Linked DNA regions of Homo sapiens: region 2 is linked to region 1. The links are chromatin loops, found by intact Hi-C in ENCODE. Cell type or tissue: endothelial cell of umbilical vein. All regions are shown on one strand. Links, peaks and the distances in the headings refer to the core of each region. The heading gives the core; the rest is flanking DNA.

What was found. Hi-C counts contacts between places; a loop is a spot of excess contacts. Peaks named below come from ENCODE experiments on the same cell type or tissue, not always from the same donor. Only the 100,000 strongest peaks of a DNase experiment are listed, where the experiment ranks them.
Region 2: it touches region 1 in a loop (3-fold over the local background); 3 of 110 quality-filtered maps call a loop at or near these places.

What each region holds. Positions count from the first base shown.
Region 1 is chr17:78,705,116-78,713,443 of GRCh38, forward strand. CYTH1 (cytohesin 1) reads right to left here. Exons shown (of 14, transcript NM_004762.6): 2 at 4,535-4,617; 3 at 3,082-3,146. Among named protein-coding and RNA genes, the nearest start is that of CYTH1, 73 kb to the right of the region's middle. In endothelial cell of umbilical vein, for the core only: a CTCF peak has its summit at 3,585; DNase peaks (open chromatin) are centred at 2,116 and 3,516; H3K27ac peaks cover 855 bases.
Region 2 is chr17:78,246,420-78,254,747 of GRCh38, forward strand. LOC105371910 (a long non-coding RNA gene) reads left to right here and starts at 1,897. Exons shown (of 2, transcript NR_164160.1): 1 at 1,897-2,346; 2 at 4,803-6,072. It also overlaps the pseudogene THA1P. RefSeq lists silencers at 56-256, 7,791-7,940 and enhancers at 3,644-4,289, 4,471-4,520, 6,984-7,702, 7,703-8,328, 7,971-8,240. In endothelial cell of umbilical vein, for the core only: a CTCF peak has its summit at 4,656 (motif pointing right); DNase peaks (open chromatin) are centred at 4,632 and 8,162; H3K4me3 peaks cover 801 bases.

The sequences.
Region 1 (8,328 bases), core at 52-8,051:
GGCAGCGTCAGAGGTGCCCACAGAAGCAAGGGGTGAAACTCCTGGGAATGCTCAGCTTCCTGGGCCTCAGTCCAGTCCTCACCAAAGGCTTTCCTGCAGCCACCAGAACGCACACTCCCAGATATCCGCCAGTCACAGTCTGTGCCACATGACTGCCTGGGACACACACCAGAGATGGCTCCCTAATTTCATTAGCTAGCCAGCTCACTTCTCTATCTGCCCCACTTGGAGCCCCTATAGCTCTAGGCCTTAGGCAGCTACTTCTCTAAGTGGCTTTCCCCAGCCTACACAGGTCTGACACCCCAGTTAAGGTGTCCAAAGGAAAACAGCTTACTGCTACTGGATCGCCTTAGTTAACTGACGCGTATACATTTCAGAAAGTGAAATCCTGTACTACATGAGTATATTATTTCTGCTTGATTAAATAGTATTTAGGATCATTCCTACAAAATGCATCAGATCGTCGATGAGAAACATGAATTCTCTCCTATAAGAAAGTCCGAGCAAATGTAATGCCTGCTTGAGAAACAAATGCAGGGTGAGCCTGAGTACCCGTATGGATGGATCCTCAGGGATGTGCAGAATCACTTCCGTCTTGGCGCTTTCGATACCGGAAAACCATTTTAAGTTCCAGATTAAAAAATAATAATAACCTAAAGACTACTTCCTGACTCACAACTTCAGATGCAGTTCATGAGTTACAAGTCTTCCCAAATTCACTGGCTGAGTACTTTGGATGCACTCACGTTCCTGGTGTCTGCGTTTCCTTGCTGTTCTATGGTAACTGACAGAGAATTAATCAAGAGAAAAACAAAGGGCACACTGAATTCTGAATATGTGTGTGCAGACACCGGAATATACAGAAAGGAAACGTACCAAAATATGAATCCTGATTATCTCTGGGATAAGTGTTTATGAGAAATTTGTTTTTTATACTTTTCTGTATTTTACCAATTTTCTGCAGTAAAGGTGTATTACCTTTATAGTCAGAAAAAAGCCATTTTTTTTTACATTTTTAAGATCGAGGTAAAATTTACATTTAACAAAATGCACACACCTTAAGTGCACAGTTCAATTTGTTTTGATGAGTGCATATACCCTTGAAGCACCACTCAGATTAATACAGAATATTCCTGCCATCCCTGTAAGTTCCCTATGGCCCTTCCTAGTCAACCCCACCCCACCCCGCCCCAGCAACCACCTCGGAGGCAGCACTGTCATGATTTCGGCTAGCACACTAGCACAGCTTAGTTTGCATGTTCTAGATGCTCACGCATGGAAGCACACGGTGCCCACAGTTTCTTTCACTCATCACAATGTTCGTGAGATTCATCCGTGCTGCTGCACGCTAGCAGTTCATTCCTTCACACTGCTGAGTAATAGTCTATTACCTCGACCTGTTTATCCAGTCACCTGCTGGCAGCCATTCAGGGTATTTCCAGCTTTTGGTTATTTTATATAAGAATGCTATAGATATTCTTGTACAAGTCTTTGTATGGACATGTTTTCATTTCTCTTAAGTAACTAGGAGTTGAATTGCTGATGAAACTGCCAAACTTCTTTCCCAAATGGTTATATTATTTTATTCTCACTAGCACTTGCCAACATGAGGTACCATCAGTCTTTTTAATTCTAGCCATCATAGGGGATGTGAAGTACCGTTTCATGGTGGTTTTAAATTACATCCCCTACAACTAATGATGTTAAGCATTTTTCATGTGTCTACTACACATATGGCTTCTTTTGTAAAGTGTCCAAGTTTTTTGCCCATTTTCTTATTTGGGCTGCCTTTCTATCATATATTCTAGATACAAGTCCTTTTTCAGATATATTTGTTACAAATATTTACTTCTAATCTGTTGCCTGTTCATTTCTTTTAATAGTTTTTAATAGTTTTATCTTTTACAAAAGCGGAAGTTTTAAATTTTTATGAAGTCCAACGTATCCGTTTCATTTAAGCTACGAGTGTTTAAAATGGAAAGAGGGGAAACTAATCCAAAATACCAAATGGACAATACAGAGACTGGCCGTGGTGAGCTGGCTGCCTTCTGTGGAGGACTCAGCCTCACTATACCCTGAAGGCACTGCCCACAGGAGTCTAAAACAACAAATCAAACAGTCCTACGAAGCCAGACAGGAAGACTTAGGCTTAGAAAAATACAGACATGTAGTGAATTGGAAACAGCTCATTTATTGCATTAAGCAGTCAGAAAACGGTCTGGGAACCCCATTCAAAACTAAACTCTCAAAGTCACTAACATTTCATGAAAATAAAAGGAAAAAAAAAAGCAGAGTCCTTGTCCTTTTATACTATCATCGCATTTCTACATTTTCTTCCCTTAAGCATTAGGAAGGTGCAAATAAGCTCACGATTATCCTCAGACATGACTGGACACTCCAGCCCTTTGAAATCGTATCAGCAGCATTCATTAAGCTTTTCCTTTACACAAAGGAAAAACAGAAACTTTAAAATGCACACCGACAGTGGACAACAGAGGGGAGTAATTCACATAAAAATTTAGGAGCAGTTTAAGGCTTTCTGGGACCTTTGAAGTTCTCCAGTTCAATTTTTTTTTTTTTTTTTGAGACGGAGTCTCGCTCTGTCACCAGGCTGGAGTGCAGTGGCGCGATCTCAGCTCACTGCAACCTCCACCTCCCGGGTTCAAGCAATTCTCCTGCCTCAGCCTCCCGAGTAGCTGGGACTACAGGTGTGCACCACCACACCCGTCTAATTTTTGTATTTTGAGTAGAGACAGGGTTTCACCATGTTGGCCAGGATGGTCTCGATCTCTTGACCTCGTGATCCACCTGCCTCGGCCTCCCAAAGTGCTGGGATTACAGCCGTGAGCCACCGCGCCCGGCCTCCAGTTCAATTTTTTAAACACTGGAAGAAGCTCCTATGTTCAGGAGGCCTTGCGGTGAAGGATGGAAGGCAGACATTATGGGTGTGTATGTGCTTGCTAGAATTAGAAAGACACAAAGCTGACTTTTTCCTTCAATGTGCCACGTAAGCATAATTAAGGCCTGGGTGCTTTAAGGAATTACAACCACAGAAGCCACCTGGCAGCAGGGCAGACTCACCTTTCCTCTGTGGATCCCAGGTTTTCAATTTCATTAGCTACTTCTGCTATCTCATCCTTCAGCCTCTATAAAACAGACAGTCCAGAGTCAGCAGGAAAGGCAGATGCAGATCAAATTAAAACTTCTAAAATCTCACATAACTCCCTCCAACCAAAAACAAAATAAAGCAAAATGAAACAAAATATGACAAAAATGCAAAAAGTAAATTAGGAAAATTCATGTTTCAGAAATATTTATTGAGTGCCTACCAAACAGTAAGCATTCCAGAAAACACCAAGGTAGAAAAGAATACAGCCTCTGACCTCAAGGAGTTTACGGTCTAGGAAAGTTTATAAGCATATATGCTGTGTGAAAAACAAAACCTGGCTGCCTCATCACAATCTTTCAGAACAAGTCTGCAGCTTACTAAACACAAGCATGCCAGAAAATTCAGAGGACAAAGTCTCCTACCCAAAGCCCAGGCTGCAGAGCCTGCAGTAGCTGTGCCAGGGCAACAATGCCACCAAGCGGCTGGCAAAGGGAATGTCTGATCAAATCGGCTGTGCATCCGCACCCACCCTCCTCATTCCAGCACACTGTTGGTCAGAATGGATGGGCTCTCACGGGGAAGTGGGGCTTAAGTGGAGAGCTGCTTAGCTTTCTCACGATCTACCAGTGAAGCAGAAATCAAAGGATCAGGGAGAACTATCAAAATATACTTAAATCAACTCCAGAGAAAGTCAAGTCTTTCCTCATTTTGCTACTTTGGGCAACAGGATTCCCTCCTTAACCCCACTCCTAATGTCTTGTGAAGAATTCTGAAAGAATAACATTTGCTGTCTTAGGGCGAAAATAATCCAACTATTGGCTTCTAGACTTATTTCCTACAAGCTTGATAGTTACAAAAAGGAACTTGGAAAAATTGTAATTGTAAAATTGCTATCACTAAGTACATCTATAGGGACCAGAAATTATGCTGTCTTTCATGCTAAGTCCTTCCAACTGTGTAGCAGGTGTTTTCATGATCTGACAGATGAAGAAACTGAAGTTCAAGGAACCGGAACTCTCTTGTCTCAAATCATTCAGCCAGTAAGCGGCAGAGCCAGAGCCAGGGCGTGGGCCGAGCTTCGCCTGAAGCCCACATTCTCATTGCCTCTCCTCATCCACTCTGCTCCGCAAGGGCAAACACAGCAGAGAGGACTACTCAGGAGACAGGAGTCTTGCAGGCTATCTCCAGCTCCGACAACCGACCAACTGGGTGAACCTGGACAAGCCACTCAACCTCTCTGACACTGCATCTCCTCAGCTGTAGAGGAAAGGTGACTGATTATCAACACCTACGCTTTGTGCAGAGCTGTAGTGAGGGCAGGTCAAAAGTGTCTTGAGGAGACACTCTGCAAAGGACACCCTTTCATACAAATGGAACTGTCACTGTGGTTCTTACGTTGGTGAAACCACCATGCCACTCTCCTACCTGAATGTCAGCCAGCAGCTCCTGTTTTCTCCGTCGGATGTTCTCCAGTTCTTGACGCTCCTCTGCTGTCAGGTCACTGGGAACTACAAAAATGGAGGGCAATGTTACAAGAAAGCTTTTATCTCGCCAAAAATCAAGGAAGATCCAGAGGCCACAAAAGGAGAAAGATATCAAGAAAGAAACTAGAAGTCAGTTTCAGAAATGACTGAGTGATAGAAATAGTTATGGCTCCAATTCTTATCAGATTTCTAAGAAAGGAAGGCCCTTAAATCACACAGAAAAGCTCTGAGAAACTCTTGGAAGGAAAAACGAGAGAGAAGAGATTACTGAAGGTTAAATTAGGTTGGCTATGAATGAAAAAGGATGAATATTAGCTGAGCGCCTGGCCATTTTCATCCCTTCCAGCTGGGAGACTTCAGGCTGACATTTAATTAATCTCTCTAGGCCTCAGCTCCCTCATGGTCAAAAACAGAGTCTCCGAGATGGAAAGATGTCCATGACCCCCTGAGGTGGGGAGGGGAGGCAAGAGGCAAAGCAACGTGTACGAACAATTTTGTGCCATCTCTGGGAGGGGTTTGGAGAAAGAGACTATGTATGCACTGAGAAATAAAAAAAGTCTAGAATATACACCTAAAATCAGTGCTTAACTCTGGGAACTGGGACTATGGGACTTTCTCTTTCTGCTTCATACCTTTCTTCATTGTTTCGATGTTTTACAATGTGCTCTTATCATCAGAAGAAAGTTACTTAATTCCCAGATCACAGCTCTCACCACAAAATACTTCTGCCATCCTCCAATGGCTCAATCTCCCCCACCTATACCAACAGGAGATTTGGACAGACACCCTCTAAAATGACCCTTCAAGCATGCTATGGGAAGCCATGTGGGCAAATGAGAAGAACAAGCATTAGAATCAAACAAACCAGGTTCAAATCCTAGCTCCAATCTACCAAATATCAAATTAGGTCACTTCAGACAAGTTATGTAACCCACTTGGGTCACATTTCATCATCAATGAAGTGGTCCCACCATCACCCACTTGATAAGGCTGCTGTGAAGATGATGTAGAGTAATTAAAGTGCCTCAAACCCTGCCTGGTGCTGAGCAGAAGCTCAGAAGTGTTGGCTCTTGTTCCCTCCATGGCACAGCAAAGGGCACCCACACTCTCAAGGGTAGGGGTGGTTTGAGGGTCCTTCTATCCTTCAGTGGGTGCCTATGTGAGCCTGAGCTGCACTGTACAATATGGCGGCCAGGAGCCCCACGTGACATTAACCACTTGAAATGTCACCACCCAGTTTGAGATGTGCTGTAGGTAAAAAATATACACCGAGGCCGGGCACAGTGGCTCATGCCTGTAATCCCAGCACTTTGAGAGGCCGGGGCGGGCAGATCACGAGGTCAGGAGACCGAGACCATCCTGGCTAACATGGTGAAACCCCGTCACTACTAAAAATACAAAAAATTAGCTGGGCGTGGTGGCAGGTGCCTGTAGTCCCAGCTACTCGGGAGGCTGAGGCAGGAGAATGGCGTAAACCCGGGAGGTGGAGGTTGCAGTGAGCCGAGATCCCGCCATTGCCCTCCAGCCTGGGAGACAGTACAAGACTCCATCTCAAATAAATAAATAAATAAATAAATAAATAAATAAATAAATAATATATATATATACACACACACACACACACACACACCAGACTTTCTATAAAAACAAAGGAAAATGACTTTTTAATAATATTTTATATTGATTGCACATTGATATAACTTAATGAAATGTATTATTTTAATTGATCTCAAAGGAACTAGTATGAAATAAAAGTGCATCTATGGCTCATATTATATTTCTAGACAGCATAGAGTTGGAATTAACATCTCTGCTTGAGAGCACAGTTAGGATACACATACTTTCCTTCTGCCCATGGCATTAAAACTTAATCTACTACATTCACAGAGCAGTTACTTTCCCCAAATATTTCATAAAAATCACAAGAGGGTAGAAACAATAGACTACAGTGAAGTGTACAGTGGGTTAATTAGCTACATTAGAAAAGCCGACTTTTCCTTTTTTTTTTTTTTTAACCTAGGTTTTCCCCAACCTTCTCTAAAAAAGTGTTTTTTAAACATCTCAAAATCCAAAATAAGAAAAGCATTTTAGTCCAGGCCTTGTAGCTCACGCCTGTAATCCCAGCACTTTGGGAGGCCAAACCAGGCAGACTGCTTGAGCCCATTGGGACCAGCATGGACAACATGGTGAAACCCTGTCTCTACTAAAAAAAATACAAAAATTAGCTGGGCATGGTGGCACATGCCTGTAGTTCCAGCTACTCGGGGGGCTGACGTAGAAGGATTGCTTGAGCCTGGGGTGCAGAGGTTGCAGTGAGCCAAGATCGCACCACTGCACTCCAGCCTGGGCAACAGAGCCAGACAAGAAAGAAAGAAGGAAAGAAGGAAAGAAGGAAGGAAGGAAGGGAGGAAGGAAGGGAGGGAGGAAGGAAGGGAAGGAGGAAGGAAGGGAGGGAGGGAGGGAGGGAGGGAGGTAGGAGAGAGAGAAAGAGAGAGAGAAAGAGAAAGAAAAAGAGAAAGAAACAGAAAAAGAAAAGAAATGCATTTTACATCATGACCCAATCTCCACCATACATAAAAGTATCAAAAATAATATCTCACCATGTCTGTTATTTCACTGTGAGCTTTCTTAACAGTGGTTTAGTCCAGTAAACTGATTTTATGGCTGCATGCGGTGGCTCACACCTGTAATCTCAGCACTTTGGGAGGCCGAGGTGAGTAGATCACCTGAAGTCAGGAGTTCAAGACCAGCCTGGCCAACATGGTGAAACCCCGTCTCTACTAAAAATACAAAAAAAATTAGCCAGGCATGGTGGCAGGTGCCTGTAATCCCAGCTACTCAGGAGGCTGAGGCAGAAGAATCGCTTGAAGTTGGGAGGTGAAGGTTGCAGTGGGCTGAGATCGTGCCACTGCACTCCAGCCTAGGCAACAAGAGCACAACTCTGTCTCAAAAATAATAATAATAATAATATAAAAAATAAAAAATAATTATTTCATAATCAATTAGGTAATCGTATAATTACCTAATATACTGAGTCCTGTGGTTTGAAAAACACTCTTCCTTTAGAGGCTGGAAGAGACAGCCACTCTAAAGATCCCAACAGACCAACTAAATCCAACCCAGGTCACCTTCACAAGAGTGGGCCTTAAACTGCGTCCCTGAGAACTCAAGGGTGATCACTCAGGTGTGTGTATTGGAGGACGGAGCCTTAAATAAGTTCACCTACACACCTGCTCTCCAGTCCCATTCCTGTGTCAAGACCCAGGACTCCAGCTCAGCAATCCATCAGCATTATGTGGATTCTAACCCTGCACCCCCGCCAAACCCACCACCCCAAATGTTTCTTCCCAGGCTGAACAGTTCTCCCAACATTAAAAAATATATATATATATATTAAAATGGCTGCTTCAGGAAAAAGTCAGACAAATAAGTGAGCTCTGGTTAAAGCAAAAGCCGTTTTGAAAAACAACATCAACTCTACTGATGCGTACACCGTTCTACAGAAACGCATGTTTAAAGCAGTTCACTCTGATTTTTCTGTGCTTCACAGCCCAGAAAAATTTCTAGTCCAAGTAGAAGACCCCTTTAAGAAATTAATTTCTTCAGGTTCTAGAAGATACATATTCATTCCAATATAACATGGTTTTGAAATTAAGGCAACATTCATTTTTTAAAAACAGCTGCTCCGCAAGAGGCTCAATAATTGGGATTTGATTTTGAAGCTACAGAACTGGC
Region 2 (8,328 bases), core at 279-8,278, 460 kb before region 1:
CAGTGGCATGATCACGGTTCACTGCAGCCTTGAACTCCTGGGCTCAAGTGATCCTCCCACCTCAGCCTCCTGGGTAGCTGGGACTACAGGCACAAGCCACTTTGTTATCTGGGTCACCTAAGGGTCTGTTTCTTTTTTTTTTTTTTTGGAGACAGAGTCTTGCTGTGTCACACAGGCTGGAGTACAACAGTGTGATCTTGGCTCACTGCAACCTCCACCTCCTGGGTTCAAATGATTCGCTTGCCTCAGCCTCCCGAATAGCTGGGATTACAGGCCCACACCACTATGACCAGCTAAATTTTTTTTTGGATTTTTAGTAGAGATGGGGTTTCACCATGTTGGCCAGGCTGGTCTCAAACTCCTGACCTCAAGTGATCTGCCCGCCTCTGCCTCCCAAAGTGCTGGGATTAGAGGCATGAGCCACTGCGCCTGGCCTCTTTTGTCCATTTTTTTCTCATTTTCAATCACATCTTGTCCCATTCTATACCTGGTTATTTCTGATTGAGTGGGGGCATCCCACATGAATAACTGTAGAGGAAATTGGAGGCTCTGGGAGACGTCACCTTCCTCCAGAGAAGACGGATCTTTACTTCTGGCAGGCAGCTAGGCCAGAGGCACCCACCACCCCAGATTGCCGTAATCAGGGATCACAGTGCTTCACAGCTGGCTTCACTTCTCACGATGGTCAGTCTACTTCCAATTGCCCTTACTCCTAGTGGGTGGCCCCTCAGGGACTCAACCCAAAGCTTGAGGGTTTTTTTGTTTGTTTGTTTGTTTTTTGAGACAGAGTCTTGCTTGAGGGACTCTTACCAGGGTCTTTCAGCAGGCCTTGAACTTCAGCTTCTGCCCTCAGCCCTGTGTGCCTGTGAAAAGTTCTGCTCAGTTCCTCAGCTCCCGAGCAGACGCGTCGAGGAAAAGTGTCCCAAATGCCAGGCTCACCTCTCTAGGTTCCCTCTTCTCCCAGATCTTGACCTCACAATTCATGACTGCCTTGCAGGCTCTTCAGTACTATCAGATTGTTTGTTTGTTTATTTGTTGAGACAGGGTCTCCCTCTGTCGCCCAGGCTGGAATGCAGTGGTGTGATCTCGGCTCACTGCAGACTCCACCTCCTGGACTTAAATGATCCTCCTACCCCAGGCTCCCACGTAGCTGGGACCACAGATGCACACCCCACCACGCCTGGCTTCATTTTTTTTTTTTTGACTGAGTCTGCCTGAACTACCCTAAGAGTTGCTAAAAGTAAGATTTACTCCCACATCATCTACAATACAGACATATTATTTTGTTAAGCAGAGTAATTTCTTTTCCTTTTTTTTTTTTTTGAGACGGAGTCTGGCTCTGTTACCCAGGCCGGAGTGCAGTGGCGTAATCTCGGCTCACTGCAACCCCCACCTCCCCAGTTCAAGCGATTCTCTCACCTCTGCCTCCCGAGTAGCTGGGACTACGGGTACGCACCACCACACCTGGCTAATTTTTGTATTTTTAGTAGAGATGGGGTTTCACCATGTTGGCCAGGCTGGTCTCGAACTCCTGACCTCAAGTGATCCACCCACCTCGGCCTCCCAAAGTGCTGGGATTACAGGCGTGAGCCACCATGCCCGGCCCTGAGTAATTTATTTTCTAAAAAGGAAAATACGTATTAGAGGACCACAAGATAAAATGGAAATCCCTCACCACGGCAGTTAAAGCCCTGACCATCAAGTTCCCATGTCCCTTTCTGCTTCCTTCTGACGTTTCCCTTCCTGAACTCAGGAAGCTGTAACTGGCCACGTGGCCCTGAAGAAAGGGCTCCTCTCTGACCTAGAGCGAAGGCCTGCCCCGCTGCCTCCCGAGCTCTGGTGACGGGAGCTGGAAGGGTGTCCTTCCTGTCCCTACACCCTGTCCCAGACACTGGAGGAATTCAGTGTGTGCTGACAAGCATGGGGGAGGTCCTAACCCTGAGTGTTGTGGGGGTGAAGGGGACCAAAGAGCCCCAGGAGCAGGTAACACCTCCTCTGCTGCCTGCTTGCTGGGAACACCTCCACTCCCTGCTTCCACCCCAGCCCGGGCACAGGGTCCCGGTCACTCCGTCCTCAGGACTCCAACGGCCTCAGCACAAACTCCCACTTCCTCAGCACCAGTTCAGTGTCCTACACCGAGACGTCGCGGTGCCACACGGAAGCACGGACTGCTCTGTCCATAGGAACAGTGGCACGCACGCCACGTGGCCAGTGTGGGCCAGCTCATCAGCACTCACGGCCCGCAACCCAGCCATGCTCACCACCACCATGTTCGTCTCCACGAAGGTGGGATCAACTGAGCAGACGGACAACACCAGCTCCTGGAGTCCTGGGCCAGGTCCTGAGGTGAGCAGAGGTGACCCCAGGCCCTGACCCTGACCCCATTGCCAGCAAGGTCACCCGGGAGGCAGGGGGCAGTTCGGTCACGGTAGGAGAAGGAAGGGCCCTGTGTCCTGACTTGGCCTTTGCAGTCACACAGACTGGGCTCTGCTGCGTTTAGCTATGTGATCTCAGACAAACCTATTGACCTCTCTGGGCCTCTGTTTCCTCATTGTGAAGTAGGGACATCATGGGATTGTTGGAGGACTCAGTGAGCAGATGGAAGACCCAGGTTAGAGGCTCTGCCAGACTCTGCAGAGCATCACAATCCTGGCCGTCCACCGAGGGCTTCCCCAGGCTGGACTCTGCGCTGAGTAGGGTCTGCTGAAGCAGCTGGTGCCCTGGGTCCCGCCCTAGTGACTCAATGGCCACCCTGAGTCCCAGGATCCAGAAGCCTGCAGGCCTGCTGGGGGACCCCCGACGGCACAGCTCAGGCCAAGTCAGAGGAAGCACAGGGAAGCGAGGGTGGGGCGTCCTGTCCAGGCACCTTGGGTGAATCTCTGGGCGTTCCCATGGTCTTGCCACAGTGCCTGCTTTGTGTCAACCAGTCCCACCAGGGCCACCGCAGCCAGCATCCCCACCTGGTGCATGCTTCCACCCAGGGCTTTTTGGAGGCGCCAGGCTTCTTCAATGAAGTCCTTGGGCCTCCCAGCCAGGGACCCCACTGGGGCGCCCAGGCCCTGGGAGGTGGAGAGGAGAGACTCCTGCCAGCTCACATCCCTGTCCTTGGGCCAGGGTGGGGACAGATGCGTAGCCCCATCTGCAGAGGTGTTAAAGGGGAACCTGGGGCCAGCTGCCAGGGATGGAGCTCAGGAATCCAACCCTGCCTCCTGCTGGGGCGCCCCACCCCACCTGTCTGTGGGAGGCCAGCCCAGGGCTTTCCCACCTTGGAGAGGCAGAAAGACACAGAGTCACAGTGCTCCACAATGTAGGTGGGCGGGACATGCAGGGCCAGCACCACGTTCATCAGCTGGGCCCTGTCCAGGTGGACCCAGGCCCCATAGGTCTGGGCCAGGAGGTGCACCTGGGGGTGAGGTGCAGGCAGAGTCAGAGGGGCCAGGCCTGAGGGAGGCATAGAGGGAGGAGGGTCCTGGGCTTAGCTGCCTGAGGAATCAGGAGGGATCAGGAGACCTGGCTGGTGACTGGCTCTGGTGATCTGGGACCCAAGCAGTCAGGCTGTGCTGCCTAAGCCTCCATGCTGGGCTCTGGGAGGATCTGGGGGTGCACATTTAACCCAGCTTTGTCGCACACTGAGCATGGGCCAAACGACCGTGGGCCAAGGGTAAATGTGTGTCACCTCATTTAGGCTGCACAACAACTCGAGGGAGACGCCGCTGCTCCCATTTCACAGGCAAGGAACGCAAGGCTTGGAGAGTTAGGCTGCTGCCTAACTAGTGTCTGGTAAACAGCAGAGCTCAGACACTGCGGCCTCCTCACCTCGCACGTGGGTGGCAAGGACCAGGTGGAGGGCACTCACACGAGCTTGTTCCTGCAGCCTCATGGGGCACACGTTTCTGCGCCAGGGCAGCAGGTCCTGGTGCTGCTCTGGGACTCAGCTCTGGGGACTTGGGGGTGGGGGCATCTCTGCTGTTGGGCTGGTGCAGGGACTAGGGGCCCTGACCTGGGGTAATAATTCCCTTTGTGTCTCAGCCTAGGACCACACATGTGTCCTTCCTGTGACAGGTCTGGCCGCTGATGGGTGCCCATGGCATAAATCAGAGGGGACTGAACCCCAGGATGGGCCAGGGGCACAGGAAGCCAGGATCAGGCTGGTGGGGGGCACACAGTGGTGGGGCTGGGCCTACCTGGCGTAGGTAGTTGATGGGGAGGATCCGGACCCCCGAGATGCTGTGTGAGTTCTCCAGGCAAATGAGCTCGCAGACCTGGTGGTAGGGACTCTGGAGGCCCCGCGTGATCATCCTCTCCAGCTCAGCCAGTCCAGAGTGCAGTGGGGCAGCTCTGGGAGGGAGTGGGAGTGCACTCCAGCCCTCTGTGGGTCAGGAAGAGGATGAGGGCTGAGGGGTCCAGGGGCACCTCTTGGCGGAGTGGGGGGCTCCTCTGGAGTAAGGAGCCAGACCCTGAGTCCTGTGTCTGCTCCCCCGAGGCCTGGGCCTTGGAGCCTTTCCTCTGTTCTGTGCATCTAGACAGACGTCCCAGCTGGGGGGCACTGGGCCCCTCCCCTATTAACTCTTCAGATGCTGCTGTCTGGCTCCCGTCGGGAGCGCGGGAGTGCTCCGAGTGTCCACTAGAGGGCACCAGGCACCAAGCACCGCCCAGGTGTCTGCCCGGCAAGCCTGGGGCCAGCCCCAGCCGCTGCCGCCCCCACGTGGCAAATCTGGGGCTCTGCTCTCCTTCCTTCCTCCCCTGGAGAGGCTGCCATCCCAGCCAGCTTCTCCATGGCTGTCCCTTTCTCCCCTCCGCAGGTCCCAGCCTGGTGCCTGGGAAGGGGGTTTGCCCCTGAGCAGCCTGTGCTGGCTGGAGGATGCCCAGGGCCCCAGGTGAGCAATGCCTGCTCCTTACCTGAGCCACCCCACCCTGCTCATAGACGTGGAGGTGGCACTCCTGCCCAAGGAGGAGCTGGGAGCCCCGGCGCCAGCAGTGACACATCACTGAGACAGAAGGAGGGCAGGTCTTGGCATTGAGTCTGGAGGCATGTGGCCCTGCTCAGCGTGGCTAGGCTGAGCCCTAAGGCTACAGTCAACTCACAAATGCCTGAGGCCGGCAAGGAAACAGCACCTTCAAGACACCTCAGTGCTACGTGCCAGAAGACCATCCCATTAAACACACAAGTCTAGGATAGCTGTGCTGCGCTGGGAATCGCTGGGCCACACCCAGCCTGCACACCTGCGCCTGGAGGCCCCTCCACAGAGCATCGCCTGCTGGAGAAGCTGCTGCAATGCTGCTTCTTGGTGGACACGCAGCCGAGGCACCTGCAGTCGTCAGACCCTGGCAGGAAACAGACGGCACACACACACTGGGAAACTGGCAGTGTTTAATCATGGGACGGTTTATAGAGGGGAGGCAGGAGCAGGGAAGCCCGGAGAACAGGCCTGAGGGGTGAGAGGAAGGTGTGGCTGCAGGAACCCGGAGCCAGGGCTATGTGGAGAGGTCCCTGACGCTGGCCCAGAGGCCCTGGGGACCCTCGGAAGAGGAGCTAGGGAGGAGCAGACCTGCAGCCCCCACTGTCCTCCTCCCCCATCTCCTTCCAGGGCTCCCCACCAACCCAACAGAAATGGAGGAATGTGGTCCATGAGTGTCAGAGCCCCCCCATATGCACTGAGGACCTGCTAGGCAGACAGAAGTCGCCCTGCGCTCACCAGAGATGAGGTTGGCCATAGTGTTGGAGGGCACAAAGAGGGTGCGCCCCAGCCCTAGCAGCTCCACAGCCATTTCTTGCAGCTCTGCGGAGGGACAGGGAAGCCGCTGTGCTTGCACACTCGGGTGTCAGCACCGTCCATGCTGCTTTCCCTGTGTCACTTGGGCCAGAGCACGCCCTGAGCCCAGGTGAGGCCCCTAGCCCGAGGCTCCGGTGAGCAGCTGAGTGGGTTTGGAGCCCCATCCACCAGCTGCACACTCTGTGGGCTTAGCAACCACACATCCAGCCCCACAGGGCCCTCAGTCAACTCTGCACCCCACCTACCCTGGGCCATGGCCTCTCCCCGCTCCCCCCAAGAACCTCTCTTGTGGTTTGAACCTGTCCCCGGCAGACCTCACACCTGTCTCACTTCCTTTCCCCTCAGCCCTTTGCAGGTGGGGCCTGTGGTTTCTCTGCTGACTTCCTTTCCTCGTCAGGAGGGATGAGTGGGGGGCTGGACGGGGTGTGAGGGTGCAGCTGGAGGGTGAGGAAGGCTCCCGCTCTTGCTGTAAAGCCCACTGTGGTCCCCCCAACTGTGGCATCAAGTCCTTAGCATGACACTCAGGGCTGGAGTGACCTGGCCTCTGCCCCCCCTCCTCAGAGCCTCCTGCACTCTCCACACCTGCCACATCCCCACCTGCGCCCTGAAGACCTTTCTCACCAGTCTGCTTCTGCTCCTGAAGACCCCTGCCCTGTGAGCCGGCGCTCCCTTCCCTGCCTGGGATGCTTCCACTCAGCCTGCAGGAGGGCTCCTCTGTGAAGCCCCCTTCCCCGTGAGCCACAGCCTCGCCCCATCCTCTGCTTCCCAGGGCACCCTCTCTAGACTCCCATCAACTCAAGCGCCTCCCCAGCCTCTCCTTGAGCGGCAGTGACTTGTTGACATGTGAGGCTGCCTGGGAGCATGGAGATCAGCATCTCCAGCAACGCTGGGCAGCAGCTGGATACATGCTTAGCCCCAGCCATCCCTTAACCCCTTAGCAGACGGGCCCTCGGGATTCAACTGGTGACCCCATGGCTTGTCCTGGCCTAGCTGAGGGGTGTGCACACCCCAACAGTCAAAGTGGTTCACTATGGCAACTCACAACCCAGGGCTGGGGCTGGGGGTCGCTGTACCCTGGAGACACTCCCTAGGTTATTAGAACCCACTCCTTGCGAGGTGCAGCCTGTAGAACCTGCCCCTTTCTACATCTATTTTCCATTTGCCTTCTGTGGGGGAAGGCAGTGCAGGAGAACAGTTGTGGGTTTCAGAGTCAGAAGACCCGGGTTCAAACCTTGGTTCTGCCATTTACTAAGTATGGGGCCTGGAGCGCCTCCCTCCACATCTCAGAACCCTCCTCTGCAAGACTGGACATCACCCATCTCAGGGGGCAGCTGGGTGACAATGCAGGACACACACAACCACCTGGTGAGCCTATAGAAATGCAGGTTCTTCTCGGCAGGCCATGTGAATCTGCATTTCTTTTATTTATTTATTTTTATTTTTATTTTTTTTTTTTTGAGATGGAGTCTCGCTCTTGTCGCCCAGGCTGGAATGCAGTGGGACGATCTCAGCTCACTGCAACCTCTGCCTCCCGGGTTCAAGTGATTCTCCTGCCTCAGCCTCCTGAGAAGCTGGGATTACGGGTGCCCACCACCACGCCCAGATAATTTTTGTATTTTTAGTAGAGATGGGGTTTCATCATGTTGGCCAGGCTGGTCTCGAACTCCTGACCTCGTGATCCGCCTGCCTTGGCCTCTCAAAATGCTAGGATTACAGGCTTGAGCCACTGCGCCCGGCCGGAATCTGCATTTCTAACTTTCAGGTAACAGCAGCACGCACGCAGACGGCAAGCCTATCCTGTGGCAGGTGTTCATTACACCCATTTATGTCGGAGGTTGCAATTTTTTGAATTTTTGCCATCAGACCTTGGCGATGACCTTGAGCAGTAGGACATAAATACCTCCCAGATGCTTAGCGTTCCAATAATGGAACACTAGGCATAAATGGGTTTTAAGCGCCAAGGGAGCCACTTCCCCTGCGTCCCAGACCATCACGGACAGCGCTCCGCTGCCGCCTCCACGACCCCCGGCCTGCACGCCGGTCTTCGCCGTAGTCGTCGTCCCCCACGACCGCCTCGGCCATGACGCACCTCATGGCCGGCCCGGGCCTGGTCACCTTGTCGCTGCGCAGGCCCACCACGTAGGCTGCGACCCCCGCGCTCCCACACCCCGCCCGGAGCGCCCCATGTACCGGGGCCGCCGCTCGGGCCAGTCTGCGGAGCATGGCGCGGGCAGCGCCCGACTCCCCACCCCGGCGGGAGCTGCTGACTCCTCTACTCCCCAGCGAAGGCGGCGAGAGCGACGTGGTCGGTGCGGCCAGAATTCCTAGAGCTGGGAAGCAGCCGCCCTGGGCCGGGGGTCCAGGGAGCGAGCCCCGTGGCACGCTGGGAGTTGTAGTTCGCGCTCCCTCGCGGCGGGCGTGCGCGAGCGTCTGCGAACGGGCCCCGTGGCACGCTGGGAGTTGTAGTACGGGCTGCGTCGCGGCGGAGAACCAGCGAGCCCGTGATGCTGAAGCAGAAGGTTCTGCTCATTGAAGGAGAAACCGAGGCCGAGCG